Linked DNA regions of Homo sapiens: region 1 is linked to region 2. A link is a loop called in an ENCODE intact Hi-C map of the cell type or tissue named here. Cell type or tissue: ascending aorta. All regions are shown on one strand. Each heading gives the region's core, and the rest is flanking DNA. Links, peaks and the distances in the headings are about the cores only.

Region 1 (16,073 bases), core at 4,881-12,880, 86 kb before region 2:
GAAGCACCAAGATGACTTACCTAAGGCCTGAGAGCAAGCACCAGGGAGAATTTCAGTGTCCAGAGCTCCACGGGCCAGCGGGAATGTGATGGGAGGCACCAGAGGCTGTGAAAGAGAAAGAAAACTGGGTAGAGAAGATGGGGGGGTCTCTGGCTGGAAGAGAGCTGGGATGGCTTGAAAGGAAAAGACCAGTTTGGAAGGAGGGACCCTTCCCAAGCCCTGCAACGGGCTCAGCCCTAGGCGGGTTCAGGCAGAAGCCCTGATGGCCACAGCCAGAGGCCGCTGGGCCTGCAAATGCCCCTCCAGCCTCCTCCACCCAGGGAAGTAACAAAGGCAAATGCTGCTACACTCAGCACTGTTCTTGAATGTAAGGGATGCTTGACCTAACCAGATTCTCCATCTTGGTGCTTCGGGTAAAAATTCCATTATAACTTCTGAAGTCCCGTCAGATTTATGACTGGAGAGGGCTGCATGCGTGGGAATTGAGCTGTTTGTTATGCCTGCCCTGCCTCCCTCCCCCAGCCATCGCCCAGTAACGACAGGTTTACTCTCAAAACCCCTGAACTGGTCTGAAATGCACCTTGCTGTGAGACTGTGGAGATAAAACAGGATTTAAAGGCAATGCATTTTCAACTGGGCAACCTTATCTGGATTGACTGCTCTGGGTTTTCAGCTAAGTGTGAATGTGAAGGATAATTACCGTCGTGTGTTACCTGAGATTACAGGGTTGTGTTCCAACTAATGACACCACGAGAACCAAGCAGTTGTTAATATTTAATCAGTCTCTTGGCCTAACAATTGGATAAATGAGATGTGTAATTACACAATTATAAAAGACATTTCAGATAGGATTGGTACTATTATTAATACTGAAGGTGAAAGATGGGAGAAATAGACCACTGGGTCATTTCAGAAATGCCACCAAAGAAGACCCTTCGAGGGGGGCCTCCCTTATGGAATTTTAAGGGCAGACCTCAAATGCTTTTCCAATATGTACTTGTTCTGTTCCTTCTGGGACTCTCAACATCGAACATCAGGCCAGATGTTTTGTTGATCTCACAGATAACTACCATCAGAGTCTTCAAATGGGACACATTCCAGAGTTGCATTCTAAAGGTGAGTCATGTTTAGTAGCTCTGTGTGCTGGTGGATTTCTGCTTGCTCTCTTGTTTTTTTATTTTGGTTGATGACACTGAGCCAAATCCCAGGACAGTGAACCCCAATGTCACCTTCTGGGAGCGTTTTTTTTTTTGTGGCTGTTTCTCCTCATTAGTCACTCAGTCTGTAGCACCACTCCCTACCCTGGGTGACACTTGCCCACCAAAGGGAGCAGCTTGCACCATCCTTGCTAGAGGATGCTATTGGCAGGCAGTCACCCTGTGACCCACCTGGGTGTTCCATCTTCTCTCAGGTGCTGACAGCTTCTCATGGAAAAATGCCATTTTCTCATTCAGGGGATCAGACAACCAATTAGTTGAGTACTCCTCCATGGTCAAGGCCTGGAAAACACAGTCAAGAGCCATGAAAAGCACCTGGCACATTTCAGCACCCACACAAGCGATGTTGTCCACCAGGATGATGGCAGTTGCCTTATATGGATCAGAGTGATATGTGTGGAATTTATTATGCTCTGATCCGTATCCCTCAAGGATCATTTGTCAGAGCTGCAAGAAAGCCCTTATCCCTTTGCACACATTGTTGATCATTTTCAGAATCACTGGATTGACACATCTGCTGTGCCCAGAAATGCAGTCATGGCAACGAGGGTCGCCCCTCCTCATCTCCCCTGCCTAGCAGCCCAGCTACCAGCCACCAACCTCCTCCTCCAGGGATTGGGCCCAGGTTTCATGGCCTTTCCTTTCTTTCTGGGCTGAAGGGATGGATCTTTCAAGGAGCATCTCTTGCACCTCACCTGTCTAGCAGCATCCCTCAGTATCCAAGGCCAGGCCATTGGCGTGTGCTCCAGTGCCTTCTCCAGGGGTGACCCCTATGACATCAGGAGATGGGAAATGAGTGGAAAGGAATCTGGAGACAGGGAGTCAGTTCATGTTGCAGTTCAACCATCACCCTCTCTTTGTGGCTTTCCCCAGCTTCCCTAGATAGGGAGTCCGTCTCCCCTTGCTCTGGGAACCCTGACTCCTGTGCAAGGCTGACTAGCCCAGGAGACAGACGGATCTGGATTTGCATTCTGGCTCTGCCACTTACTATCCGTGTGAACTGGGGGTGATTCTGCTTCACACACCTCCATTTTTTCACGTAGGCTGGGGTGAGGCTGCACTAGTCAGAGTTTGTTGTGGGGGGAGATAAGAGAAACAGCCCTTGGCAGGCACCCAGCACTTGTTATGCCTTTTTATCTCCTTCCAGCACTCCTCATTCTGGCTGAAATTATTAATGCCACAGACTACAAGTTCCTTGAAGGCAAGGAACGAAGGCTGTTTCAGCTTTGGATTTCCAGCTCTTAACACCATTCAAGGCCACAGTCAGTACTCAGTGAACCCTGGCAATAATCCTAGGGTATTTTGTGTTTTTATGGGGCTCCTCTATCTTTCCTAAAAATTAAAGCTTCACATTTTACTATCTCTTCTTAAGAGCTGAGAGGAAATGCCCAACGTGAGCTCCACTAACTAACAGTTTGATGAATAATGAACTGGACTGAATGCTTGATGCAACCACACCCCTGTCACTTTAGCACCATCGAGGTTGCACCGTGGAGGCTCCCTGCAGGCCATCACATCTGCAGGGTCACTGATGTATAGGTGGTAGAGCCTGTACCGTGACAACTGTCCTTGGACTAGGCTCACGGAGACACACCGTGGGCAAGTCCATCCACGGCAGGCACGTTATCAAGTTTGCAGAAAGAATCGTCCGGTTCTGTATGTTTTGGCTTCAAATATGAAAAGAAGCACATTCAGCCTCTGGAAACTCAGGGATCTGGCACCAGAACATTTCTTAACACATTTGCACTTCAGTTGTTGGGGATGCAAGAGAAGTATTTAAATCATAATAATCACTATTAACTATTTGGAAAAAGTAAGCAGGTGGAAGCCTCTGCTGCCCAAGGGCGACATCGGTTGCTGATTATGTGCCTGATGAGGTGGTTCTTTCTTACAGAACACAAGTGAAGCCCCCCATCTCTCATACCCCAGTTAGAGGGCTGGCCGAGTAAGAGACCCCTCCGAGAACCTCACTATGGCTGTGCATTGCATCCATGTCGGCCCCCTCTCCTCCCCTGGTGCCTCCCCAGCGCTCAGCCTGGCTTCCTCACTGGCTAGTGTTGAAAGGCAGTTCTCAGCTGAGTAAATAATGTTGGTATGAAGCCAAGGCTCTTGAAAGTGAGTTAATCCTTTCTCCGTCAAAATCCCCAACAACAATCTGGGTTTGTTTAACCATTTGGTGTTGGTATTTCAGTGCTTTTTTACAAACATGAAGGGAATCACCCACTTTGGCCAGTGTCCAGAGTGGCCATCACAAATGCACATGTAGTGACTACTCTTGCTCACAATGGATGGCCACATCGCACCCTTCATACTAGAGGAAGGTGGCTGGACATGGATCACACCTGTAATCTCAGCACTTTGGGAGGCTAAGGTGGGAGATCGCTTGAAGTCAGGAGTTTGAGACCAGCCTGAGTAACATAGCATGAGCCTATCTCTACAAAAAAATAAAAAACTAGCCGGGTGTGGTGCCATGCACCCATAGTTGCAGCTACTAGGGAGGCTGAGGTAGGAGGATCACTTGAGCCTAGGAGTTTCAGGCTGCAGTGAGCTATGATTGAGCCACTGCAGCATGGGTAACATAGCAAGGCTCTGTCTCAAAAACAAACAACAACAACAACAACAAAAATAGAAGAGGGTGGTCATTACTCTGCACGGTCCAAGAGCGCCCAGGAGGTCATTATAGAGAACTTGGTTAGCGCTTCACATGTGCTAAGCACGGGACTAAGCTTTTTGCATATGGCAACTCCTTTAATCTCATTATGTCTCTTGGAGTTATAAGGAGGTAGGTATTATTATTATGTTCACTTTACAGATGAGGAAACTGAGGCACTGAGAGGTTACATAGTTGTTACTAGAGTCAAACCCAAGAGCCCATCATACAGATATGCCCATTATTACACTGAAGCCTCCCCAACAAAAACGCCCTCTCTTGATGCCACATACTTGCGGTCTGCAGCTGTTTCCAAAGTCTAAGTCTCCAAGCAGGCGGGGGCCCAGGGAGGGGATCTTGGGATGGAAAGCCTGACCAGGGTTTGAGAGGCCTCTCCCACTGTGTTCTTGCCACCTGGGGACATGCCCTCCTTGCCTTCTCCCACTGCCACCTGACCTGAGGTTACTCAACATCACAGACACACAACTCTAGACTGGCCTGCATGTCTGTCCCAGGTCATCATCCGTTCATCCATCTCTCTGCAGGGGCTTGCACCCTGCCGTGACCTGGTGTGAGGAGTGAGAAGGGGAGGCAGGTGTTTGCAAAGTGACCTACCAGCTTCCAGTTGCAATCTCAATGAACCTATGCTGATGCACTACAGCATAGGAAAAGCTCCTTGTTTGCATCACGGAGCTGGGAAATGGCCTCTTCCTGCTGGTTCTGCACAATGCTGAGCTTTCCTGAGTAATTTTCTAGAGTAGTGCAATTTGCATTTTTGATGACTACACTTTGAAGTAAGTTTTCTGTGTGTCTCTGTGTATTTATTTATTTTTGAGACAGAGTTTTGCTCTTGTTGTCCGGGCTGGAGTGCAGTGGCGTGATCTTGGCTCACTGCAACCTCCGCCTCCTGGGTTCAAGTGATTCTCCTGCCTCAGCCTCCCGAGTTGCTGGGATTACAGGTGTGCACCACCATGCCAGGCTAATTTTTGTATTTTTAGTAGAGATGGGGTTTCACCATATTGGCCAGGCTGGTCTCAACCTCCTCACCTCAGGTGATCCACCTGCCTCGGCCTCCCAAAGTGCTGGGATTACAGACATGAGTCACCACACTGGCTTGTGTATTTATTTAAACATCGACTTGTGCTTAGTTAGGGTCCTTTGTCATGGTTGCCATTTGTGTATTGATCTCTTCTGCAAGACAATGAGCTCCTTGGGAAAATGCATCTTTTGCACTTTGATGGCCTGGTTTTGAGGTTGGTACAGAGGAGGTGCTCAGAAAGTGCTTGTTAACCAGAAGATAAGGCTTTATGTGATACCTGAGATTAAAGTGGCAGAACGGGAGAGGAGAGAAAAGGGGTCACCAGCAGATATTTAGAAAAGGAAAATTATCTCTTATAATCATCCCCAGACCTAAACCATCAACCCAGGAGCCACAAGTAATGCACGATTTAAAAAGTCAGAATAAAGTATCTCTTTGCTACCTCTTTCAATGCTGCCATATTGCCTCTTTCAATGCCACCATATTGCCTCTTTCAATGCTGCCATATTGTCTCCACTCCATCATTCCTCACTCCAGTTAGACACCATCCCTCCTTTCCAGCTTTTCCATCTGCTCACTGATCCTAACTCCAGATTCTGTCTCATCCTGCACTGGCTGATGTAATGTACAGTTGTTTATCTCAACTCTCCTTCCCAGTGGCCTGTTTTGGCATCTTTTAAGGGATTGTCATCATTTGCCCATGGCTAGAAATAAAGGGATCTCTTGCTATGAGCTTCTTAAGAAGTATCAGTGTATCAGTCCACACAGGTTGTCAGTGACAACAAACCAATTCAGCCCACCTCAAGCCAAAAATAATGTGGGGGTGGGCAAGAGGTTGGTCTACCCCACCCAAAATGTTCAGGCAACTGCCTCTAGAGACTCAAACGACGTTATCAAGGTCCCATCTCTTGTTCCAAATGTCTTTGGGACAAAGTTTGGGCTGTGTTGGGTCTATTCTCCAAGCAGACCCTGCATGCAGAGATGGGATGGATGCTGGTGGCCCCAAACATGTCCTATATCTCACAACTGCACAGAAGGGGAGATGGCATCCCCAGTGGCCAGCAAAGTCCTAGGGAGGACATGGGGGGTGGTGATCATGGGTTTAGGTGGTGTGCCCGTTCTTGTCCAAGTCTAGTTCACAGGCCCACCCTGGGTTCACTCGAACTTTGTTCACTAGAACAAAGAAAGCCCCACCCGAAGCCAATGGGAACATACACACTATGGAGAGTGGGCTCAGGCCCCCTCAAGGAAGACATGCCAAACAGACAAAATCAGAGCTCCTTTCCAATAGCACAGTCCCCTACGTGTCCTCCTGCCTTCTTGGATCTAACACAGATTTCCTGCAAGAGGAGTTCATCTTTCCTGCCCTTGTTCACACAGCCAGGTCTAGAATGCAGGTTTCCTAACTGCAGGTGCGGTCCCCATTCCTCGTCCCACACCACTCCTTCACACATAAAGACACAAATGCACACAAACGTGCAGTGCACGTTCACCATCGATCCCTGGTCAAAAGCACCCACAGCACAATTTACCATTGTAAAGTTATGGAACCCACCTAAGTGCTCAATGGCCAATGGTGGATAAGGAAAATGTGGTGTATATACACCATGGAATACTACTCAGCCATTAAAATGAATGAAGTAATGTCTTTTGCAGCAACTTAGATGGAGCTGGAGGCCATTATTCTAAGTGAAGTAACTCAGGAATGGAAAACCAAATGCCGCATATTCTCACTTGTAAGTGGGAACTAAGCGATGGGTACACAGGGGCATACAGTGACATAATGAACATTGGAGACTCAGAAGAAGGAGGAGATGGAGGGGAGGGATAAAAAACTACATACTGGGTATGATGTACACTATTCAGGTGATAGCTGCACTAAAATCTCAGACTTCACCACTGTACAATTCATCCATGTAACCAAAACCCACCTGTACCCCAAAAGCTATTGAAATAAATGTAAATCAATCAATGAAATTAAACGCCCATGTCAGCAGCAGCTACGTACATGAGGTCCTGGGGGCTGGGTTAGCAGGCAGGCTCTGCTGACAGCTCCAAGCACAGGCCCTCAGCCTTGCTGCACACGGGGAGCTCTGGGGGAGCTTTCAAAACCCTGAGCCTGGTCCCACCTCAGAGACTTGGATCTACTTGGCCTGTGCTGCTGTGATTTTTGAAGTTTTCCAGGTAGTTCTGGGGTGTGGCCAGAGTTCATTAGCACTGCCTTGGGCGGAGTTGACTGGTCTGTAGAAATGAGATCTCAAGTTCAAAGGGGGCTTGGCATTCTCCATCTGGTCCTCCAGTCCCTCACTCAAGCTCCGCCCTTCATCCTTTCCATGCACCAGGCAAGGACTTTGCAGCCAGAAAGGGAAAGGCCAGGGTGAAACAGGGCTCTCAGGCATTTGAATAAGGTGTGTGGGAGAACAGAGGAAAGATGGATTAACTCTGCCCTGGAGACTTGGGGAGGGACTCCCAGAGGAGGTGGCATTCAAGGGGGACCTGGAGGCCTGTGCACAGAGTCAGCAGCACAGGTGATGGCACAGAGGTGGACCATGCTGATGACACGAGCTGTGGGGGCTCTGGGTGTGTGTGCAGGGGAGACAGGCTGAGCTGGGTCCCACCTTATCCTTGGGGTCATGGAGAGCATGGGGGATTTTTTTTTTTAAGTAGAATGTCAGGATTTGTTTGGTGTTTTGTTAATTTGTTTTATTATTATTATTATTATTATTATTATTATTATTATTATTATTTTATTATTATTATCTTAGAGACAGGGTCTTGCTGTGTAGCCCAGGCTGAAGTGCAATTGCATGATCACAGCTCACTGAAGCCTCCAACTCTTGGGCTCAAACCATGCTCCTACCTCAGCCTCCTAAATAGTTGAGACAACGGGCATAAGCCTGGTTTGTTTGGTTGGGTTTTTTTGTTTAGTTTAGTTAGTTTTGTTTTGCTTTTTTGCTTTTTTTTGTCAGCAGCAGCTAAGTACGTGAGGTCCTGGGGGCTGGGACAGCAGGCAGGCTGTGCTGACAGCTCCAAGCACAGGTCCTCAGCCTTGCCGCACACAGGGATCTCTGAGGGAGCTTTCAAAACCCCGCGCCTGCTTCCACTTCAGAGACTTGGATCTACTTGGCCTGCGCTGCTGTGATTTCTAAAGTTTTCCAGGTCCAAAATATATTTTGACCTCAAAATGTATTAATTTGTTTGTTTGTTTGCCCTTGACAATGTTAAGGTTGGATCATCAAAGGCAAGGAAAGCTTTTAGGAGGCAGCTACTTTAGTCCAAGCCAGAAATGACAGAGGCCTAAACTGGGAGGTGAATTAGACACATTGTCGATTGACAATTCCTGGGTGTGGGCCATGCACACCAAGAAGGACACACAGGTGGGAAGGGTTGAAGGTGGATGCAGCAGGGCCTGGGGACAGCTGGATTTCAGGAATTAAGGAGAGGAAGGAAAGGGGGCCCACTTCCCCACGTCCAGCCATGCTGATAGTGACACCATTAACAAAGACCAGCAATCCTAGAGGCTACTGGGCGAAGAGAAGGCTGACGAGAGTGCCTGTGACATGATGAGGTTGAGGTGCCTGTGGTCATCTGGGTGGAGAGATCATCTTTTTCCTTTGTGTTCTCTTTCCTTCCAGTACCCATCTGTCACCCTGTTGTCAATGCCACCCTTGGAGGGATTCAGAAGGGGCGATGGGTGTTCAGAGTGAGGGGGACACCATTCTCTGGCTTGGTATGGATGCCGCGGGCTCATCCCAGGACCCTCCTAGTGTGATGAGCGCCGCGGCCCCTTCTGCCCCCACTGTTTGCTCCTCCTGCCCCTGAGAAGCCCTGCACCCACACTGGCCAGCCCTGAGAGGCCAGCAGGACCAGAGGGTGGCTAAGGAGTCCCGCAGAGCAGGGAGGATGGCACAGAGGCCGCAGCAGATGGCCACAGTGGCACCCAACATGGGTTTATTTAAAAACGTGAATTGTTCCAAGGATGGGGCTTTATACCTTCAGCAGGGAGGGCACTGGAGCAGTTTATGGGCTGTGTCATTGTGCATGCATGATCTCCATAGAGATTTGCTTTTGTGTTCTGTTGAAACACGCACCGCTCTAGCTTCTGCATTAGGCCTGCTCCTCTGGAGGGAGACAGAACTCCTCCTGAGGAAGCCTGTGCTGCCACTGGGCAGGGACAGGGGAAAGAGCTCAGGGGATAGAACTGAAATAACCCGCGCCACCTCGAAGCTCAGCCATGGATTGCAGAGGGCGGGAGTGGCTCCTTCCCTCCCAGCCGACGCCTCTGACTCCCTCCTCTCTCCTCACCTGCTCCCCTCTCTCCTGGCCCCCTCTCTGAATCCCTCTTCCTCCTTCCCCTGTGGCTACCCATCTCTTCTCTTCTCTCCCTCAATCTTCTTTAGAGAATTTCTGACACGGAAAGTTGCTGGGGGTGACACCTCTCATGCACACTCCATTTCCTCATCTCAAAAGAAAGCCCTTGGACTAGATGATTTCTAAATTCCTCCCCAATTCCATCACCCAGCCCCTGCTGGAGCCCCGCCCCATCACTGGCCCCTAGCTCGAAAATTATGTTTTACAAGTGCTGTCCCCCAATAATTCTAGATTCGCAGTAAATCCCTAGTCCCCCTAAAATATCTAGAAAAGTTTCTTCAGCTTTTTGTTAGGAAAACTTTACTGCCATAGGCACACAATTTACTTGCTTGTCATTTTTCTTTCCTGGCTAGGCAAGAGCCAAGGAGGTAGCACTTTTCTTCTGCTTCACTCCTAGGTACCCACGTCACTCGTAACACTCCCAGAAAGTACCCAAGTCACTGGTAGCACTGAACACAAAGCCACCAATGCACAGAGGAACCTTATCTTGACTGGGGTCGCCTTATCTCTGGCCACACACTAAATGCTGTGTTGTGATCTTGCTTCTGAACTTGCCTGAACTTGAGAGACTCAAAAGGAAGCTATTTCTTTAATCTGTCACAAGCAAAAGGCATTTCACTCCGGTCGTTCTTTAGTGACATTGCTGTCGAAGGTCTCTTAGGAGAGAGACTTCCAACAGGAGTTAAGAAGCCACACTAGCAAGGTTAGTTCCAGGCCTTTTGCTTTGAAAGTGTCATGGGCTGGGCATGGTGGCTCACATCTGTAAACCCAGTGCTTTAGGAGGCTGAGACATGGGAGGATCACTTGAGCCCAGGAGTTCGAGACCAGCCTGGGCAATATAATGAGACCCCCATCTCTACAAAAAATTTTAAAAACTAGCCAGATGTAGTGGTGCACACCCATAGTCTCTGCTACTCAGGAGGCTGAGGTGGGGAAATCACTTGAGACCAGGAGTTCGAGGCTGCAGTGAGCTGTGATCACGCCACGGCACTACAGCCTAGGCAACAGAGTGAAATGCTGTCTCTATAAAAATAAAAAATAGAAATAAAGAAGATTCCCCAGGAGGAAGCAGATGCTAACATGGGATTCCTTCTGAAATTCTCCAGGAGCTAGTGAATGATAAACACAGCTATAGCAAGGAGTTGTTAGAGGGAGGGCTTTATCAGTCACACACGTTATCGGATTGAACATTTCTACTCTGGCCTGTTAGAGTCTGTTCCTAAAAAATACCTCAAAATATATTAAGAGAGGAATGTCTCTGAATAAAAAGTTCAATCCAAAATTGCATTTAATCAAACGCAGTCACTTTCGAGGCTGGAGGTTGAAGGCATACCCAGAGAAGGGGGAAATGGGAAAAGTGAACTCAGTTGGCAGGAACAAACCATGACTAAATCCATCTCATTTCAGTAAAAACAGGCATGAGAGCGAAAGCAAGTTTTAAAACCGAATTTTCCCAGCATGACTCAGGGATTGTCTTTCTTATGCCAGTTTTCAATTTGTTTTTACAGATGGAGGAATGGGGGCTCACAGCCTTATCTAATCTCCAAATGAAGAATGGGCCCATCTGACATATCCTATGAGCACAAAGCTTAGGGGACTCTTCACCGAAACCTAGACAAATATTTGAATGCATTTTTTTTTTTTTTTTTTGGAAAGGGAGATAACGTCCAATGGGTCTGTTTTATAATGCATTTGTGTAAGGGGAACGGGAGGAAATGAGATTTAAAAATAAAACTGTTTACTTCAGAGGCTTGGGTTATAAAAGCATAGGTTTCTCTTTCAGGACTCTCTGAAGTTGGAAAGTATGAATTACATATACTCATTAAAATGTTTTATGTTAAATTCAAAGAGTAAAATTAGAAGCCATGTTAATGATTCAACCATGCAACAACTGGTCAACAGATGTTGGAACCTTATGGTTAAAAGATTACATGGTTTGAGCTGACAATTTACTGTATGTGTCCCTGGCAGAGACGAGGTATAACAAACATATTATCAGACACAGAAAGTATGCAGCCCCAGAAAGAGGGGACGTGCAAATCGGACTGCCTTCGATGCTTTCAAAGCAGCACATTTTCCCCCTAAACTGATATTGCAGAGAGCTGGGGTTTTTTTTCTTTCCTTAAGAATGAAGAGTTAATCTTATCTAAATTCACAGAGCCAGAAACCTGTCATATTAAATCCCAGGGAAGCCCAACATTCTTTCCAACTTGCTTGCTTGAAATGTAGTTGAGTTTTCCAGTGATCTGCTGGCTAACTAGCGTCATGCAAAATGGAGCCGTTCCTTACGGCTTTGCAGGTCTCTGGGATTCCAAGCTGGGGACTTCTCTCATTTTGGGGAAAAAGCCTGGGACCATGAAGGGAGGAAACTGGAGAGAAAGGCCAGGATGGACTCTGGGCGGCTGGGCAGAGACTGTGTGCAGGTTCGTACAGCTCCGGGCGGTTACAGTTCTGGTCCCCGGCAATGCCAAGCACCCTGTGGAAAAGTGGCCCAGGCTTCAAGCTTCAGAATCGGACTCCTACCCCTTAAAGCTGCAAGCTAGCAGAAAAAAAGAGAGCTGCAAGGGAGCTGTGAAGGGGAAGGGGTCTCCTCCGGAGGGAGAGACGACTGGGATAGCCTGTTTGGGACTGAGTGTGGGGAAATGTGACAAATTCAGCCTTTTCATCGTGCGCCCTGAGCCGAGCAGAAGCGGGGCGGTAGGAGATGATTCCGCTTGCTCCGAGTTTCCAAGCTCCTTGCTCCTTTCCAAATTGCTTGCGGCAATGTAATTCTTTCCTTCGGGGACAGGCAGAGCTCCACTGTTTTTCTGGTTTCCAGGGTGTGCCCATGAGTTACCCAGAGTGGGTGGAGCGGTGGGGCCACTCTGGAATAGCCTTGCGGCAGACGCGGCTGACTGCCCTCGAACAGAACTGGCGGATCCCAAGAAACCAACCACGCGGCAAGATTTGGGGAGCCCACAGCTTCTACTCAGACACCCCTGCAGAGTGTTTGCTCATTGCTAAAAACGTGCAGGCGTCGTAGGGAGTGTCCCCAGAGGCCATTGCCTAGCTTGCCTGCAAGCCCTTAGTGAGCACCTGCCCTGTGCGAGGTTCCGAGCTCCACTCACGCAGGTCCTGCCCTCAGGAGCTCACTGTATTGCAGAGACACAAGAGGACACCAGGGTGGCTGTCTGTTCTGTGCTGGGGGAGGCCAAGGGACTCCTCACCTGCCCATCTCTCAGGAGTTTCCAACCTTTCCCCGCCAGTCCAGTCTGTGACTGGCAAGTTACCAACTGCCCCTCTTCCTTGAAAACAGCCACCTTCCTAGGTGGGTCCTGGGTCTCTGAGCTTTCCTGAGATCTAGAGAGAGGAGGAAAAAGTGTCTCTGTCACAGCTGGGGCTTCCCTAGCTGACCCTCCTCCCCCGCCACCTCTGGAGCTGAGGTTAGCAAAGCCGTGCCTACATCAGCTGAGCTGGGGAGTTTGCCGGATGAGCAGGCCTGGTGGGGCAGTGACGTTTGAACATGTCAGGTGGACAGTTGTATGTCAGGAGGTGAGAGGAGAGGGGTTGGCTGGAGAGAGCAGGTTGGATTCACCAGCACTTGGAGCACCCAGAGGGAAGGGGACCCGCCAGAGAGGGCGAGGCCAGAGGAGGCCAGACGAGCCCGAGGGCAGTGAGGTCAGCCCCTCCACCCGCCAGCCTGCAGGGATGCCTCTGGGTCAAGGCTGCATGAGCAGGGTCCTGCTTGGCCACTTATCAGCCCCTACAGCCTTAGAAGCCAAGCCCCAGCCCACTTCCTCCTGTCGACAGCACTGGCTCCAGGCCAGTAGCTGTAGTCATGGCCTGTTGACCAAGGGCTACACGGGCCAGTGGCAGGAAGCTGCTGGTAACTCAATGAACAGACACGAGAGCTTGCAGAGTGGACTCCACAGCCTGCCTTGATTTCAGGTCCAAAGGACAGGTCCAAAACTGCACAGTACTGCAGTTCTGCACAAAATGGGTCCCTCTGCACCGTGGTTGGGTTGACTTTGAGGAGTGAGTTGAACCAGCTTCCCTCCAATACCCCAGTACCATGCATGGGGTTCCCTGGCAGCTCACGGGACAGAGCTTTGGACTGGTTCTCTCTCCAGCATCTAACCCTAGGATGAAGGTTGAAGAAGGGATTTCTCAACTCCTGAGCTCCCTTCTCCCTCTCTCCTGGCCCTCTCCCCAGTGGGGGGGCTCGGGGATCACAGACACATGCCTCAGTCTCGTTTTTTGAGGGCCATGGTCACATACCTAAAACCCAGCCACCTGGAGAGTCCTCTAGATGTTTAGATTCCCATGTTATTCTAGAGGAAACTTTGTTTGTTTGTTTGATTTTTGAGACAGAGTCTTGCTCTGTTGCCCAGGCTAGAGTGTAATGGCGCAATCTTGGCTCACTGCAACCTCCGCCTCCCGGGTTCAAGCAATTCTCTGCCTCAGTTTTCCAAGTAGCAGGGATTACAGGCACCCGCCACCATGTCCAGCTAATATTTTTGTATTTTTTAGTAGAGACGGGGTTTCACCATCTGGGCCAGGCTGGTCTTAAACTCCTGAACTCGTGATCCACCCACCTTGGCCTCCCAAAGTGCTGGGATTATAGGCATGAGCCACCGTGCCCGGCCTCTAGAGGAGACTTTTTGGTAACCTCAATCCATAAATCCATACTGAAAAATATTTGGCTGAAAATCCACACGTCTGGTGTTTTTTTTGTTTTTGTTTTGTTTTGTTTTGTTTTGTTTTCTGAGCATATGACCAGAAAGGATACAGGTCTTAAACCTTCTCCCCAAGGAGGCAGTGTAGTGAGTTAAAGACTTGAAACCCCAGCTCTACACCTTGCTGGCTGTGTGACCTTGGGTATGATTTAGCCTCTCTGTAAAATGGGAGTAGTAACAGTCCCTGGCTCACAGGGTGAAAGGAGTTAATACGTCAAGTTCTTAGAATAGTGCCTGACACATAATGAGCCCTCACCAAGTCCCAGGGACTATTATTACTCTCTGCAGGAGAGTGATAAATGTACACAGCCCTCTCGCCTAAACCAGATTGGAGCCATAGTCAGAAAATAGAACGTTTTACATTATTTAAGCCTGACCACTTGTGTATGCAGAGTCTTGTGTCAAACTGCAGCATTAAGGGGTCAAAGGGAGACCTATTTTGAGTTAACTGAAGGAGTTCTCTCTTACATTTTAGTTTAAATACAGCTTCTGCCAAAGGTGTACTTGGGAACAGGACGTATTAACATAATCTCATCCAGTGAATTAAATCCAGGCCTTGGAATGCAAAGAGAAAGAAGCCAGATGGGAAGGCTGGGTAGGGAGCTACGCACAGCCTATTTGCTCTTCATCCTTAGACTTTCTTACACGTCCGCAGGCCTGTCACTTCGGGGGACCATCAGCTCTGTCTCCCAGCCCCAGTGACCTGCTGTCTGGCAATTAGGAGGTGTACTTTCCAAGAATTCTGGATTTCCCTGAGTCTATAGCTTCAGTCCTCCTTTACCTGCTGATACAGTTTATATGTTTGTCCCCTCCAAATCTCATGTTGAAATGTGATCCCTGATGTTGGAGGCGGGGCCTGATGGGAGGTGTTTGGGTCACGGGGGCAGATGCCTCCCTCCCACGGTAATGAGTGAGTTCTCGCTCTATTAGTTCACATAAGAGCTGGTTGTTTAAGGGAAACTGACACCTCCTCTTTTATCTCTCTTGCTCCCTCTCCTGTCATGTGACATGCCTGTTCCCCCCCTTCCCCTTCTGCCATGAGTGGTAGAAGGTTCCTGAGGCCTCACCAGAAGCAAGTGCTGGTGCCATGCTTTTTTTTTTGAGGTAGGGTCTCACTCACTCTATCACCCAGGCTGGAGTGCAATGGCACCATCTCAGCCTCCTGGGTTCAAGTAATTCTCCTGCCTAAGCCTCCTGAGTAGCTGGGATTACAAGTGCCTGCCACCACGCCAGGCTAATTTTTGTATTTTGAGTAGTGATAGGGCTTCACCATGTTGGCCAGGCTGGTCTTGAGCTCCTGACCTCAAGTGATCCACTTGCCTCAGCCTCTCAAAGTGCTGGGATTACAGGCGTGAGCCAGTGCACCCAGCCCTGGCACCATGCTTCTTATACTCTTTGCTGAACCATGAGCTAAATAAACCTTTTTTCTGCCTAAATTACCCAGCCTCAGGTATGACTTGACAGCCACGCCAAGCAGACTAACACACCTGCTCACAGTTTTTGCCAGCTCTGCTCCTATCTGGGCATGATTCTGGAGCTGAACACAGCCAGGAGCTCCAGGTCCACCTGCATTAGCCTCCCTCAAAGCACAAACATCTGTGAAAGCAGAGGCTCGAGGGACCATTCACTTTTGTTTTCTTATAAATGGTAAAACAAGTACATAACCACTAAAATTAAAAAAAAGTGTGTGCACCTAGACTTCTAATGTGATGGCATCACACTTAGGACATGCTGTTCTAGCAGCTTTGACTGTCAGACCTGGAGTGTCCTTACAGCCACCTCACTACCTTGTTTGGGAAGTGGTAGACTGAGGCAGGAGAGAAGCTAAAGGGGACTAGATGCACGTCTAGGTCTTGCCTAGTCTGGGCCTGCATGGGACATCCATGCATTGCCTTTCCCCACGAGCTCTTCTTCCTCCCACACAAGCAGAGGGCTCCTGGGAGCTCTGCACACCCTCTAGCAGGGGCAACCCCTCCTTGCTGATTCCCCACATTCACCCAAACCCACGTATGTAGACGGCTCCCTGTGGGCCACTCTGGAGACACATGGGGAATGAAACTAAGTCCCCACTGTGCACTTGC
Region 2 (16,073 bases), core at 3,961-11,960:
AGAAATAGTAGACTTGGATATCCCATAAAATAGCTCTGAATCCTGGTAGGATTAATTAAATCTCTATCCATGCAAGATAAAGTGGTGAAGCAAATCCTAACTGGGCCTCTGTTGCCTAGAATGGGTCTTGTGCTTAAAAACAACAACAACATACAAGAAGAAAGGAACCTGGCCTTGGAGCTGGAGTTGGTGATCTACATCCACCCTGGTTGGAGGCTCCATGAGACCCAGCCCTACACCCCCAGGTCTATCCGGAAAGAAGCCACGGCAAGGATGGTAGAGGTCGTCCTCATCAAGGAGGTTCCATTAACACCATCTCCTTTGTCAGCCACACCCATCCACCTGTGTGTGTGCCTGTATGCATGGGTGCCAGCCACAGGCATCACTTGTGTGTGTGTGCCAGCCATGCCCATCCAAGTGTGTGTGCACATGCCAACCACAGTCTATCTGTGTGCATGCATGTGTGCTGGCCATAGTCCAGACTGTGTGGGTTTTGCTTTGGCACCAGACTGGGAATCCCAGAATGGGGCAGCTGTGGGACCACTGCCTTGTTCCCTGTACCTTCATAAACAGCTGTTTCCTTATTTCATGCTGTAGCATGCTCAATACCTTAGAATCGTGAGTGTTGCTTAGGGGGACAAGTAATTGTGTTACTCCTTCCCCACCCAAACTCCTCTTGGTATTTCTCACCAAAGTGCAACTAGCATTAGAGCATGGGATTGTTGCATGGGATTGCCCCAACACTGAAGCCCTTTTAGGTTCCCTGGCCCTCCTAGTGAATACAGTAGGACCCTTTCTGATCCTATGACAGTAGGACGCTTTCTGATCCTGTGATAACCCCAAATGCCCCTACCACTCTTTCAAAGCCATGTGGGAGCCATGCTGAAATGACAGGTGTGATATCCAAATTGAATTGGATTAGCTCAAAAAGCCTTCAGGCCCGAATCCTCTCCCAATCTGTGACCTCTCCTCCAAGTGCCTGAGAATGACTGAGTGTCACACATTTGCGTGATGGCTTTCCTGTTGGTGACCTGTAGCTTTGAAATACTCCGTGCTTCCGACAACATATATCTGTGGATATTTGGAACGTGTGGCTTTGACCAATTTTGGGATCCCATAAATCTTAGAATATCAGAAGAGGAATCAAGGACCCAATATTTTAACTCACTCATTTATTCATTCATTCATCAGTCAGGATTTGTTAAGGACACACTGTGTTAGGCACTGGAGCTCAACAATGAGCACAGAAATGAGTCAAGCAATCACATTAATAATATGTCATTGCAAACAGGGATGCATGCTCTGAGGAAAGAAAAGAATAAGTTAGAGGGGAGTTTGTCTTAAAGGAACTGCCCAGACTGAGCAGTCAGAGATGGTTTTTCACTAAGTGATGTTTGAGTGAGATCTCAAGGCAAAGCAGGGGCTGGCTAGACGAAGGGGAGTTGTGGTGGCATTTGATCATTCTAGATGGAAGACAGAGCCTGTGCGATGGCCTGTGTGCAAGGGCTGCCAGGGCGTGGGAGGAACTGAAAGGAGCCAGTGTGGTTGAACACAGAGAACCAGGGGCATTTGAATAAGGGCCTTATGGGCTTCTTACGGAATTGGAGTTTTTAAAAGAGCAATGGGGAGCCCCTGGGGGCCTTTAAACAGAGGTGCTAGGACCAGATATGCATTTTGGAAAGATGATCATAGATGCAGTATGGGGATTAGATTAGAAGAGAATCTGACTAGATCCAAAGGGAAATCTTCCACCCTTTTCAGAGCAAGAGATGAACACAGCCTGGACTAAGGGGGTGGCAGTGGACCAGGCAGTGAACTATGGGTAGACTTATGAGATCTTGAGGAGGTAAAATGATTGGTGCTTGGAGATGCATTGGTTTGAGTGATGAGAATAAAGGAAATGATAAGGATGATTTTCAGTTTTCTTGTTGGGCAACTTCCAGAATGGAGGTTGATGCCATGCATGCCACTGGGACCTCAGAAGGGATCAATCACATGGAGCTGGCCGGGAGGGCTGGGAAGAAATCATAAGTCCACCATTGGACAAGTTGGGCTTCACTTGTCTTTGAGACCATTTAAGGAGAAGTCAAATAGGGAATTACCTTGGTGGAGGGAGGGGCAGGAACAGGGCGGAGACAAGAGAAGATATGGCCATGGTGGACTTGCAGGTCTCTGTGAACCTTGATTTTCTGTCCTGTTTTCCTTTTCTGGATGGTTCTGCTAGATGATGGGGTGGCTGTCCAGTGTGACAAGCAGCAAGGGAGGCTCAAGTATCACGGGCAGGAGGAGAACAAGAACTAAAACTCCTTAAAGATTGTGCGCAAAATAAGATTAAAAGTATAATTGTCCCTCCGTATCCATGGGGGCTGGTTCCAGGACCCCCGCAGGTACCAAATTCCTTAAATGCTCACGTCTCTGATAAAATGGTGTCCTATTTGCACACAACCTGTCCACATGCTCTGTATACTTTAAATCATCTCTAGATTACTTATGATACCTCATACAATGTAAGTGCTTTGTAGATAGTTGCTATACTATATGGTTTAGGGAATAATGACAAGAAAAAAGAAGCCTGTGCATGTTCAGTATGACACAAACATCCATTTTTTTCCCAGAATATTTTCAAACCATGGTTGATTGTAGCCACAGATGTGGAATCTGCAGATACTGAAGGCTGACTGTCATATGTCCTTTGGAAACCTGAAATAATAGCATCACCTGTTGACAGTCTAGGACCTTTCAAAGATCTAGCAATACTGATGAATTAGAGATTTAAATTTTTTTTTAATGTTTACAAGCATTCTGACTCATTAAGACCCTCTGACATGACCTCAATGGCTTGACTTGTTGGGAAAGATAGCCTGGCCTTTCCTAATACGAGGTGAAGACCTATATAGCTCCAAAGGAAGGTTCTCGGACATGTCCCTGATCACTTTTTGCCCCTGCCTGAGGCCATTCATTAATGAGATTGTGTTGAGGAAGGAAAAGAATAGATTAAAGGAAATATCACAGATGTTTCCCTCACTCCCTGGGAGTGACTTCCTGGTCACTTTGAAGTTTAGATGGTGGGGTATTTTCCAACACTAATAACCAATTATCTGATTCTCTAAACACCAACTGAGTGTTCAAAAATTTAACTCAGTTCCTGCGTTAGTTTGCTAAGGATGATGGCCTCCAGCTCCACACATGTCCCTGCAAAGTGCATGATCTCATTCTTTTTTATGGCTGCATAGTATTCCATGGTGTATATGTACCACATTTTCTTTATCCAGTCTACCATTGATGGGCATTTGGGTTGATTCCATGTCTTTGCTATTGTGAATAGCACTGCAATGAACATATTTGTGCATGTGGTAAACTAATACAGGAACAGAAAACCAAATACTGCATGTTCTCACTTATAATTGGGAGCTAATGATGAGAACACACGGACATATAAAAGGGAAGAGCATGCAGTGGGGCCTATTGGAGGGTGGAGGATGGGAGGAGGGAGAGAAACAGGAAAAATAACTAATGGATACTAGGCTTAATGCCTGGGTGATAAAATAATCTGTACAACCAATCCCCATAACACAAATTTACCCATGTAACAAACCTGCACATCCTGCACACGTACCCCTGAACTTAAAACTTCAAAAAAATTTAATCCAATCCTGACACTAACCATCTGGAGTGAGCACAGACCCCACAGGTTTTAGGGCTCAGTCCCACAAAACTGCACTTGCTCCTGATGGGGTTGCACGTCCTGGGCTTCTAGTACTTCTGAACGACTGGCTATAAATTGAGGGTTCCCATGATGGTGGATGGAGGGTACATAGGATGAGGTCCTTAAGGGTCCTGAGCAAAGCAGCTTCTGTTCCTGCGGAGTTGGGGTGCAAGAGCCTCCTGGCACAAGAATGTGTTCACCAACCCAGAGGCTCTCTGAACTCCATCATTTAGGAGTTTTTATGGGGGTTTTGTTACGTAGGCATGACTGATTTTTTTTTTTTTTTTTGAGACAGAGTCTCGCTCTATCGCCAGGCTGGAGTGCAGTGGCACGATCTTGGTTCACTGCAACCTCCGCCTCCCGGGTTCAAGCAATTCTTCTGCCTTAGCCTCCTGAGTAGCTGGGACTACAGGAACGTGCCACCATGCCCAGCTAATTTTTGTATTTTTAGTAGAGACGGAGTTTCACCATGTTGGCCAGGATAGTCTCCATCTCTTGACCTCGTGATCTGCCCACCTCAGCCTCCCAAAGTGCTGGGATTACAGGTGTGAACCACCAGCCTGGTCGCAAGATGGGTTATTAACTCAATCTCCAGCTCCTCACCTCTCCCCAGAGCTTGGAGGGCGGGGCTGAAAGTTCCAGGTTTCTAAGCAACATTTGGTCTTTCTGTGACTAGCCCCCATCCTGAAACAATCTAGGGGCCCAGCAAGAGTCGCATAATTAGAACAAAAGTCACCTCCTCTCACCCCCATCCCTCAGGAAATTCCAAGGCTTTTAAGAGTTCTGTGTCAGGAACTGAAAAAGACCATATATATATTATTATTTTTTTGAGACAGGGTCTTGCTCTGTTGCCCAGGCTGGAGTGCTGTGATGCAATCTCAGCTCACTTTAACCTCCGCCTCCCAGGCTCAAGTGATTCTGCCACCTCAGCCTCCCAAGTATCTGGGACCACAGGTGTGTGCCACCACACCCAGCTAATTTTGCAATTTTGCTTATTTTTCTTTTCTTTTTCTTTCTTTCTTTCTTTCTCTTTCTTTCTTTCTTTCTTTCTTTCTTTCTTTCTTTCTTTCTTTCTTTCTTTCTCTTTCTTTTTTTTTTTTTTTGACAGAGTTTCGCTCTTGTTGCCCAGGTTGGAGTGCAGTGGCACGATCTGGGCTCACTGCAACGTCTGCCTCCCAGGTTCCAACGATTCTCCTGCCTCAGCCTCCCACGAAGCTGGGATTACAAGCACGTGCCACCACACCTGGCTAATTTTGTGTTTTTAGTAGAGACAGGGTTTCTCCATGTTGGTCAGGCTGGTCTCGAACTCCCGACCTCAGGTGATCCACCCGCCTCAGCCTCCCAAAGTGCTGGGATTACAGGCGTGAGCCACCACGCCTGGCTAATTTAGCTTATTTTTCACAGAGACATGGTCTCACCATGTTGCGCAGGGTTGTCTTGAAATCCTGGGCTCAAGTGATTTGCCCACCTTGGCCTCCCAGAGTGCTGGGATTACAGGCCTGAGCCACTGTGCCTGGCCTATGCTTCTCATTATGGCACAGGTGGCTGGTCCACTCTGGAGGTGCTCCCTGGGTAGCAGGTGCACCCATGGGAATCCTAGCAGCGATTTGCAGCCAAATTCAGCAGTAGCTCTCTCGTCCCCTAGGAAGCAGCAGCTTCTGGCCAGCATGCTTGCCTGCAGCAGCTGATCCTGTCCCTGTAGAGGGTCTTACCTTCCACAGACTCTGTCCAAAGCCGTTGGCTGGTCAGAAAGTTCTGAATCTGGATGGCTCAGGACTTGCCTAGTGAGAGTGTGTGGAGTAGGCAGGGGCCACATGCATGCCACATGGTTATATCTGTGGCCAACGGCTGTCTAACAGAAGTAGGAATGCTTCCATTCCAAGAATAAGGGCGCTTCTCACCATTCATTGAGTGTCTGCTTGGAGCCAAACATTGGCACACTCACTTGCTAATCCTGAAGCCCTGTAGGAAGGCATGGGATCCCCCAGGTTGTAGGTGAGTTACTGGAGCCCCTAGAGGTTAGAAAACCTGCTCAAGGTCACAGAGACGTCAAGAGGCAGAGTCAGGATTCAAACCCATGTCTGTCTGTTGGGATCCAATGTCTGTGTCCTTTCTTGGTGCATCCATATTCATGTGATGGGGACAGAAACCAGACGCAAGACCTGATGATCGCTGGAGGCCGGCCAGACCCACACAGCAGTGGTTGACTTACCCCATAAACTAAACCAGGGAGACAATAGCCTAGAAATCCCCATGAGATTTCGTTCATGGTGTGGGCGATCTGAGGCACAGTCGGCAGCCTTCACCGGTCAGACAAGATGCAGGGGACTTCCTCTGATTCACTAGTTCACCTCCTGGTGTCTATGGGACCCTGTGTGGAGACTTACAGGTCTTCAAGGATGCAAAATTTCCAGCCGGGAGAGCACCACATGGGCCTCTGTTCTCCCAAAGACACGGCCAATCAGGATAGCTGGAAAGGCCTCCAGGTGAGAGCCTGGTAGGAAGTCCGCCAGCTGGTGTAGACAAGCCCGACTGTCCAACATACAAACACTTAACCTCAACTCCCTTCGGCCCTAAGGAGAAGGATGGGCTGCCCAGTTCTTTCCTGCATCTGCTTCTCATGCTGCCTTTAATAGCACCTAACTCATTTCTTCAGCAAAAAAGACTGGTGAAGGGGAGGAACACAAACTGTCCCACTGGGACAACTCTGTCCCTTTTATTCAAATCCACAAATGGGCCAGGCACAGTGGCTCGTGCCTGTAATCCCAGTACTTTGGGAGGTCAAGGCAGGTGGATCACTTGAGGTCAGGAGTTCAAGATCAGCCTGGCCAACCCCGTCTCTACTAAAAATACAAAAATTAGTTGGGTGTGGTGGCGCGTGCCTGTCCTCTTAGCTACTTGGGAAGCTGAGGCAGGAGAATTGCTTGAACCCGGGAGGCAGAGGTTGCAGTGAGCCCAGATTGCACCACTGCACTCCAGCCTGGGTGACAGAGCAAGATTCCCTCTCAAAAAAAAAAAAAAAAAATCCACAAGTGGTTCAATATTTGCTTAGACACCGGCACCTTTGCAAAGCCTTCTTCAGCACTCGGATACCCCATACCTCCCTCTCTTCTCTGAACCCTAACACTTTCTAGTTGCACCATTATCTTTTTAAAATACTAGGTGCTTAGGTAACCTTTCAGGGAGAAAAATAAATCAATCACCAGATGAGCATCCAACTTTAAAGTCCTTCCATCCCTCCAGGTTCTTTTTTGACCTCTCTGGGAGGCTTTACATGTATTTCCACATCTTGGGAAATCGTGTGCACGTGTTGTTATGTGATCTCCTTCTAGAAACCTTTATTTCTGAGGCACATTTCCATGTATGGACATCAGCTCCATGCCTGTTTTCAACTGGCTCTGCAGTGGTCTGCCGTGCAAACGTCTTGGGGTTTTCTTAGTCATTACAGGATTGCTGGGCACTGGGGTTGCTTCCAGCTCGTTGCTATTATAAATAGTTGTGCTGCCTCCGGTTGCTTTTGCATTGAATCACCCACTGCTTAACTGTTTAACTGTTTCCTGGGGATAGTCCTAGCTCACTGAAGGTAGGGATGTGGTTTAACCTTTTGTATCCCCCTCACTGCCCACAGGAGTGCAGGGCTCTAAGAAGAGCTTTATAACAAACACGGTTGCCAGGCGTGGTGGCTCATGCCTGTAATCCCAGCACTTTGGGAAGCCAAGGTGGGCGGATCACCTAAGGCCGGGAGTTTGAGACCAGCCTGACCAACATGGAGAAACCCCATCTCTACTAAAATTACAAAATTAGCCGGGCGTGGGGGCACATGCCTGTAATCCTAGCTACTTGGAAGGCTGAGGCAGGAGAATCACTTGAACCCGGGAGGCGGAGGTTGCGGTGAGCTGAGATTGTACCCTTGCGCTCCAGCCTGGGCAACAAGAGAGAGACTCCGTCTCAAAACAAAAACAAACAAAAACAAAAAGACAAGACAAAACAAATAAAAAAACATGGTTAGCAATGGACTGCACTCTTGCCATGTGCCAGACGCCGGGGTAAGTGCCCTCCACATATCATCTCATTTAATCCGCATAGCCGCCCCACACAGTAGGTGCCACGGTGATTCTCATTTTATCAAGGAGGAAACTAGCGCTTAAGATGATCAGATGCTTTCCCCAAAGCCGTATAGTCAGCAGACGGTGGCTGGTGGAGCTGGCTGAGGCCACTGACTCCACACACCCCTGCTCAGCCTGTCTCATGGAATGTCGCTGGGACGGGCAGATGGCTCCTATAGCCCTTCCAGTGCACTCCTGGCTGGTCCTAGGCTGAGGCTGGGCAGTCTTTTAAATTTATGTATATATTTTAAAATTTATTATTTATTTATTTATTTATTTGAGATGGAGTCTCACTCTGTTGCCTAGGCTAGAGGGCAGTGGCGTGATCTCAGCTCACTGCAACCTCCGCCTCCTGGGTTCAAGCAATTCTCCTGCCTCAGCCTCCCAAGTAGCTGAGACTACAAGCACGCACCACCATGCCTGGTTAATTTTTGTATTTTTAGTAGAGACAGGGTTTCACTATGTCGGCCAGGCTGGTCTCGAACTCCGGACCTCATGATCTGTTTGCCTTGGCCTCCAAAAGTGCTGGGATTACAGGGTGAGCCACCGCACCCGGCTTTATTTATTATTTATTTATATGCAGGATCTCACTCTGTCACTCAGGAAAGAGTACAGCGGTGCAATCTCAGCTCCCTGCAGCCTTGACCTCCTGGGCTCAAGCGATCCTCCCTCCCACCTCAGCCTCCTGAGTAGCTGGGACTACCGGTGTGCACCACTACACTTGGCTAATTTTTAAGTAATTTGTCATAGAGATGGATCTTGCTATGTCGCCCAGGCTGGTCTTGAACTCCTGGGTTCGAGCGATTCTCCCACCTCAGTCCTCCCAAAGTGTTGGGATTACAGACATGAGCCACCATGCCCAGCCTAGGCAGATTTCTTGGCTTGCAGCTTTCTAAGAATGTTCAAGATTTGCCCCATGCAGAATCACATGATTGAAAGTTACTCGTTTGCCTGTGCTGCTAATCCCATGTAGAAGACCACCTTCGAGTGCCTGCACCTGTTTGCTCCCAAGCTCCGTGTCTGCCATGTGAGACATCTGTCACTGTCACACCAGGCTCCAAGTGGACTCAGCATTTCCATTCCAGCTCCTGGGTCCCAGACAGCGTTTTCTAAACAGAAGAGCCCGTCTTCCTCTCATACCCACTGAAGGGAGAATGGAGAAGAGGGCGGGGTTCTGCTTGCAGGGCCCTTTGCACTTCAAATATTTTACAGGAAGGGGATTGCAGATGCACCCTCTGCCAAGGAAGCTTTGAGGGCCAGCATCACATAGCCCTGTGGTGAATGAGAGCTGGCAGGGTGACAGTCTGCGAGGAAGGAAGGATGGAGCTCCGACCCCTTTGCTTTCTGAAACTCCTGCTGAGAGAGTTGGCTCCACAGCCCTGGTAGGGCTCGGGTAGCTGCTGTGGCTGAATCAGTCCTCTGTTATCACCCGCTCGGTGCCATGAAGTGGAAAAGCAGTCTCTGCCCTCCTCGTTCCTCCAATAAGCCCATCCTAATCACCCTTATCATGCTCCTTCCACACCCTGAGAAAAAATGGCCTCGCAGCAGACGTTTGAAGGCACCGGGACTGGAAAAGTCTTTCAAATGGCACCTGATTTGGCTACATGCCTGCAGACAGGTGAAAGTTAGTGCCCCCATTTCACAGGTGAGGCCACTGAGGTTCAGAGAAGTCAATCAATGATGTGATCATGCTCACACATCCCAGCAGTGACCAAATATGTAACGTTCATACACTGTGGAATAGAAACCCACTGATTATCAAATGTCTTTTATTTTATTGTGATTCTTACTTTTTCTTTTTGAGACAGAGTCTCACTCTGTCACCCAGGCTGGAGTGCAGTGGTATGATTATAACTCACTGCTGCCCTGAACTCTGGGGCTCAAGCGATCCTCCCACCTTGGCCTCCTGAGTAGCTGGGACCACAGGTATGCAGCACTACTCCTGGCTAATTTTTGTAGAGATGGAGGGAAGTTCTCACTATGTTGCCAGGCTGGTCTTGAACTCCTGGCCTCAATGATTCTCCCACCTGGGCCTCTCAAACAGCTGAGATTACAGGCATGAGCCACCATGCCTTGCCCCAGATGTCTTTTCTTTCTTTCTTTTCTTTTCTTTTTTCTTTTTTTTTTTAAGGCAGAGTCTCCCTCTGTTGCCTAGGCTGGAGTACAGTGGCGCGATCTTGGCTCACTGCAACCTCCGCCTCCCAGGTCCAAGGAATTCTCATGCCTCAGCCTCCTGAGTAGCTGGGACTATAGGTGTGCACTAGGATGCCTGGCTAATTATTGTAGTTTTAGTAGAGACAGGGTTTCACCATGTTGGCTAGGCTGGTATCGAACTCCTGGCCTCAAGTGATCAGCCCCCCCTCAGCCTCCCAAAGTGTTGGGATTACAGGTGTCAGCTACTGTGCCCAGCCCCAAATGTCTTTTTAAAAATAGCATAATTTTTATAATTAGAAAAGTAGTACATTCCCATTTTAGAAACTGTAGAAAGAATACAAAGAAAGGAAAATAAAAACTGTGATAACTATATGTGTTTTGTGGTATATCATGCCAAACTTTTCATAAATATTTTCTTAGCTGGTTAGTTCCAATTTTCTGTTATTATAAACAATGCTGGGATTAACATTTTGGGAGTAGAGCTTTTTCTGTATTTTGTGAACTTCCATAATCTAGATTTTCCAGAAGTGGAATTACTGGGGCAAATGACATAAGCATTTCCAGTTCTCATGGCGGATGCTGTCTAATTGCTTTTCAGAGGAGTCAATGCCTTCGACACCCCCACTAACAGTGCCTGTTCACCCCACCTTCTACCATCTGAGTGCAAATTAGCTGAGTGTAGTGGTGCATACCTGTAGTCCCAGCTACTCAAGAGGCTGAGGTGAGAGGATTGCTGGAGCCCAGGAGTCGTCGAGGCTGCAGTGAACACTCTATCCTGGGTGACAGAGCAAGATCCTGTCTCAAACAACAACAACAACAAAAAAATAAATAATTTAAAAAGCCTGCCCAGGGTGGTGTTTGGCATAATAGACAAAAAACACATATAGTTATCAAAAGCGTGTTTACAAAGATCTCTTAATTACCAGAGAAAATGCTTATAATGTTAAGTGAGAAAAGTCAGCTACAGAAATTTTTATGCAAAGGAACAAAATTCTGTGAAAATATATGCATGAAGATTATATAATATACTCAAGTGTTGACATTAGGTTCTCTCCAGGTGATGAAATTAATAAACTTAATAAAATGATTGAAGTCCATCAACATCTTCCATTATGGTTTCCTCTATGATGTCTATCTTTGTTAGTCACTTAATTGTTAATAGCTAATTTATCGAGTGTTTCCTCCACACCAGACTCTGCTAAGCACTCCTGTCCCTGGGTTCCCCGCCACCAGTCCTGAATGCCAGGGGTAAGTTTGGGGGCAGGCCTGGGCCACTCTTCCTGAAGTGATCTTCATTCCTGGTTCTGGGCGAGGAACCCCTGAGGAACTTCCCACTTGGCTGCACGACAGTGAAGTCAAGGGGTAAACCTGCCAGGGCCAAACCAGCGAAACCAGCATGCAACCTTCTTTTCTGCCAAAAGCCTCCAACTCCACAAAGGGTTGAACTCTGTGGTGGGCCAAGCTCCCAGTGCGAGATTAAGAGAGAATAAAACATCATTCTTTCCCTCAAAACCTTACCAACTAGTTGAGGGATGGCAGTAAATAGATGACTGTTCTATAAAGTGGAATGCAGGAAGGGCCATAGCAGATGTGAGATTGGAGGACCTTGGGCACTCAGAGTGGGATGTGACAGCTGAAGGGCTCCATGGAGGAGGCACAACTTAACCTCCCCAAAGGGCGAGGAGATGGCAGGAGGGGACCCCAGGCAGAAGGCCTAGGGCAGCCCAAAGGATGGAAGGTGTTGGAGGAGCCATGAGACATTCCAGTGGGAATGAGGAAGGTGGGTCTGAAGGGCAGTGTTTGCCAAGCTCAGGGTCTGCCCTTGGTGTGGGCTGTGGAACCGGAGGTTGTGTCCACTGTTCAGAGGGGGATGATGACAAAAGCCCATGGGGTTAGAGAGGGATCTCAACTTCAGGTGAGCAGTGAAGAGGCTTGAACTAGGGAGATGGATGTGAGAATGGAAGCCAAATGACAGATTTGAGTTAACAGAGATGGAATTGACACTACTAGATGATGGAGTGATGGAATCGTTCCTGGTAGCTTGACTCCCCACCTCCTCTTTCCTTGGCCCCCAGGTCAGCCAGGCACAGTCCCACTGGTTCCACCTCTGTAACATGTCCTGAGGTCATCGGTTCCCTCCAGCTCCAAGGCCACCACCCCATCACGGCTTGTCCGCTTCACTACATTCACCTCCAACCGACCTCCCAGCTTCCCTCATGGCCACTCTAACATCTCCTCCTCACTGTGGCCAGGATCAGGGGGTCCTTGTGATTTGTCATCTGAATGAAGACACTTTTGTAAGTGGAAGGGGCATGGAAGATAATGACAGCAGGCAAAAGACATAAACCAGGACTGTCCTGAGCAAACATGGACACATGGACTCCCCAGCCAGAAGAATCATCCACAAACCTAAGTTACACCACATATCATTCCCCTGCTTAATGGCTTCCCTTTGCGGTTAGAACAAAGCCCTGCATGTGCTCACCCAAAGTCCCTTTCCCAATCTCACCTTCTTCTCCCTCTTGCATCCTTTCCCCTGTGCTCTGGCCCCACAGTCCTTCTTTCAGCTCCAAGAACTTCCACTTGCCAATCCTGCTGCCTCTATGCCCTCCCCCGATTCAGGTCTCCTCCACATGGTGTCTCCCCAGACAGGCTTCCATGACCTTGATGATGACTCCCTCCTCTCCCTAGTCCATTCTCTGACACTCATCACTGTCTGAAAGTAAGTTATTTATGGACCTCTGTTTGAAGCTCCAACATGCAAAGAGCTTGGGAGTCATCACTCTTGTCCTTACAAGAAAGAGCTGAACAAACAGAAAATCGATGACTTTTTGGAAGGACCCATTGGAGAACTGAGCTTGCAGGGCAAACTACCATCCTGAAATCTTGAAAGACAGATAAATCCAGAGTCAGAGCCAAGATCTACTGACCTAGAACAGAAACCACTGGACTCATAAACTGGTAGAAACACTTAAGTGATTATCTTAATGAATCTGGAGGCTGAGTGTGGAGTAGTGTGAGAATGACAAACTCCTAGGGAGTGCAGTCTTGATGGGGCCCCTCACACTTTTTTGGGCTTTACCTCCAGAAACCCTACCAAGTTCTCATGGTGAAGATCCAAGATGGCATCTTGGATGGAAGAGTAATTCTTGTGAAATATACCTAGAGCGTTCTCCAGAACAAAGGCCTACCCTTTGGGGAAAAGGCTTCACCCGAGCCTTGTTCCAAAGCCATGGGGGAAGGACAACCCTCTCACCCCACACCCCTCTGGCTTCCCTGCCTTACCTAAGGTGGGTGGAGGTATATGCAAGAAGAAACACTTGGGTGTCACAGGCTAGGGTCACAGGCCCACTAAAAGCCTGAGATTTAATTGGAAGATTATAGAACTCTTCCCACTCCCCTACATATTACCACCACACCAACAGGCCTGCATATAATTATAGTAAATTACAGCTGAAAGAGCTTTGAGACAGAGACTCTCTTTGAGGAGGAGTATGTAGGGAATCCTGAGGTTAAAAGGGGAGAGAAAAAACACAAACAAGGACATTGGTGGAATTAAAAGGCTCTGGCACCTTTAGTTTTTACAGAAAACACTAAACAAAAAGACCAACTTCTAGCCAGATTCTCATAAATCCTTACATAAGAGGTCTATTTACCTCAGTTCCCATTACCTAATACAACTTGTCCAGCTTTCAACAAAAACGTACAAGTTCCACCAAAATCAAGAAAGAAGTCATAAGAGAGAAAGCAATGATCTAAACCAGACTCAGCTATAACACAGATGTTAAAAATTATCAAGCAGGACACTTAAAGTAACTACGATTAATGTGTTAAGGTCTCTAATGGAAAAAGTAGACAACATGCAAGAATACATGGGTAATGTAAGCAGAGAGATGGAAAACAGAGAGATAAAACCAAAAAGGAAATGCTAGAAATTAAAAAAAAATAATAACAAATGAAGAATGCCTGTGATGGGTTCATCAGTGGAATCAACATGGCTGAGGAAAGAATCAGTGAGCTGAGAATGTTGAAAGAAAATTCACAAACAGAAATATTACAACAACAATAAAAAAAACAACAAAAAATACAATGTCCAAGAACTGTGGGGCAATTACAAAAGCTGTAACATGCACAGAGTCGGAATACAAGAAAGAGAAGAGAAAGAGAATGGAGCAGAACAAATATTTGAAGTAATAATGGCAGTGGGCCTTCTAATATTAATGACGTATACCAAACCACAGATCCAGAAAGTTCAGTGAAATTAAATTAGCTACCTTTGTGTTTGTTGCCTAATTTCAGTTTTAGTACCCTCCAATCCATTTTCCACCCTTCATGAGTGATCTTTATCAACACAAATATCGATTTTATTTCTAATTTCAGACACTTCAATGGCTCCTTATTGCCTTAAGGATAAAAATCCAAATTCCCCAGCATGGCAAAAGAGAAATAGTTCACTATGTAATCCACTGTCCTGGCCAGTCTCAATGCCTGCTTCAGTCTCAAGACTGGTTCGTCTCTGCCCTCAGCTGTTTGGAATTATTAGCAGTTCTATGGAGGGGCCATCAAAAGCCTTTGGGATCTGTGAGGCACAGTGGCTCAGGCCTGTAATCCCAGTGCTTTGAGAGGCTGAGGAGGGAGGATGGCTTGAGCTCAGGAGTTCAAGACCAACGTGGGCAGCATAGCAAGACTCTGTATCTACAATAAAAAAAAAAAAAAAAAGACTGGGCATGATGGCTCATACCTGTAATCCCAGCACTTTGGGAGGCTGAGGTGGAAGAATCACTTGAGTCCAGAAGTTTGAGACCAGCCTGGGCAACACAGCAAGATCCCATATCTAAAAACAAACAAACACACAAAAAAACTTAAAAAAAAATTTCGGGCATGGTGGTATGTGCATACCTGTGGTCCCAGAACTTGGGAGGTTGAAGTGGGAGAATAGTTTCAGCCTGGGAAGTTGAGACTGCAGTGAGCTGTGATTGCACCACTGCACTCCAGCCTGGGCAACAGAGTGAGACTGTCTTAAAAATAATAATAATAATAATAATAATAATAATAATTTTAAAATTAGCTTGGAATGGTGGTGCATGCCTGTAGTCCCAGCTACTCAGAAGGCTGAGGCAGGAAGATCACTTGAGCCTGGGAATTTGAGGCTGCAGTAAGCCATAATTTCGTCACACCTGGGTGACAGAGCAAGACCGTGTCTCAAAAAAGAAAAAAAAAAGCACCTTTGTGCTGTTTTCTCCTGCTTTCTTCTGCTCATTCCTCGCCTTTCCTTTGTCACACAATATTTTAACTGGCTATTTATTTATATCCCTCTCCTGACAGAATGTAACTACCCAAGAGAAGTGTTAATTATTTACAACTTGGAAGTGAGGCATAAAGATGATTACATGCCTATACTTGTGCATTATCCAACACGCCTGCCTACAGGTACCTGACTCTCTAGGGAATATTGTCTTTTCTGATTTACAGTTTACTATTGATCAGGCGTAGACTCTAAAGTTCCATGTTAACTTATAGAAAACTGATAAACTATAGATGATTTTTGTCCAGTAGAGGTGTAAAGGATTTCTGGCGAGTAGAAAATCATAACTGTGTGTGTTACAGTTTTATTACCTTGTAGGATATTAACCAATTTTGAATGTTGTTTTAAAATTGTATTCCATCATCCGTCTACTGTCTCCATCTATATACATAAGTATCTACGCGTCTGTGTATGTGTATATTTTCCCTGGCTTTTTCAGAACTAATGTTACTATTCTGTCAGCTCCATCATTATCGATTTACTGATTTAAATAAGTCATTGGCACAGGCCAGGGCAGCTGAGGAAGTGGGATTGCTCAGCAAACTTTAAGCGAGAGCCTGTCTCAAGGAGTGTGGTCCAGTCAGCAGCTTCTAGGTGCAGTGCCTTCTGGAATCACCATACCAGGGGTCCCCAACTCCCAGGCCCTTGACTGGTACTGATCCATGGCCTTTTAGGAACTAGGCCACACAGCAGGAGGTGAGTGGCTGGCCAACAAGCAAGCAGTACCACCTCAGCTCCACCTCCTGTCAGATCAGCCACAGCATTAGATTCTCATAGGAGCACGAACCCCATTGTGAACTGT

The links. Hi-C counts contacts between places; a loop is a spot of excess contacts. Peaks named below come from ENCODE experiments on the same cell type or tissue, not always from the same donor. Only the 100,000 strongest peaks of a DNase experiment are listed, where the experiment ranks them.
Region 1: it touches region 2 in a loop (4-fold over the local background); 3 of 110 quality-filtered maps call a loop at or near these places.

The regions. Positions count from the first base shown.
Region 1 is chr10:30,815,157-30,831,229 of GRCh38, reverse strand. LOC124902405 (a long non-coding RNA gene) reads left to right here and starts at 9,917. Exons shown (of 2, transcript XR_007062104.1): 1 at 9,917-9,980; 2 at 10,786-11,025. RefSeq lists enhancers at 13,128-13,177, 12,573-13,494. In ascending aorta, for the core only: a CTCF peak has its summit at 9,055; DNase peaks (open chromatin) are centred at 11,686 and 12,119; H3K4me3 peaks cover 2,617 bases; H3K27ac peaks cover 4,057 bases.
Region 2 is chr10:30,728,113-30,744,185 of GRCh38, reverse strand. No RefSeq gene overlaps it. Among named protein-coding and RNA genes, the nearest start is that of LINC02644, 13 kb to the right of the region's middle. RefSeq lists enhancers at 5,638-5,707, 5,768-5,857, 7,012-7,061. In ascending aorta, for the core only: no CTCF peak of the experiment used is centred there; a DNase peak (open chromatin) is centred at 7,145; H3K27ac peaks cover 2,628 bases.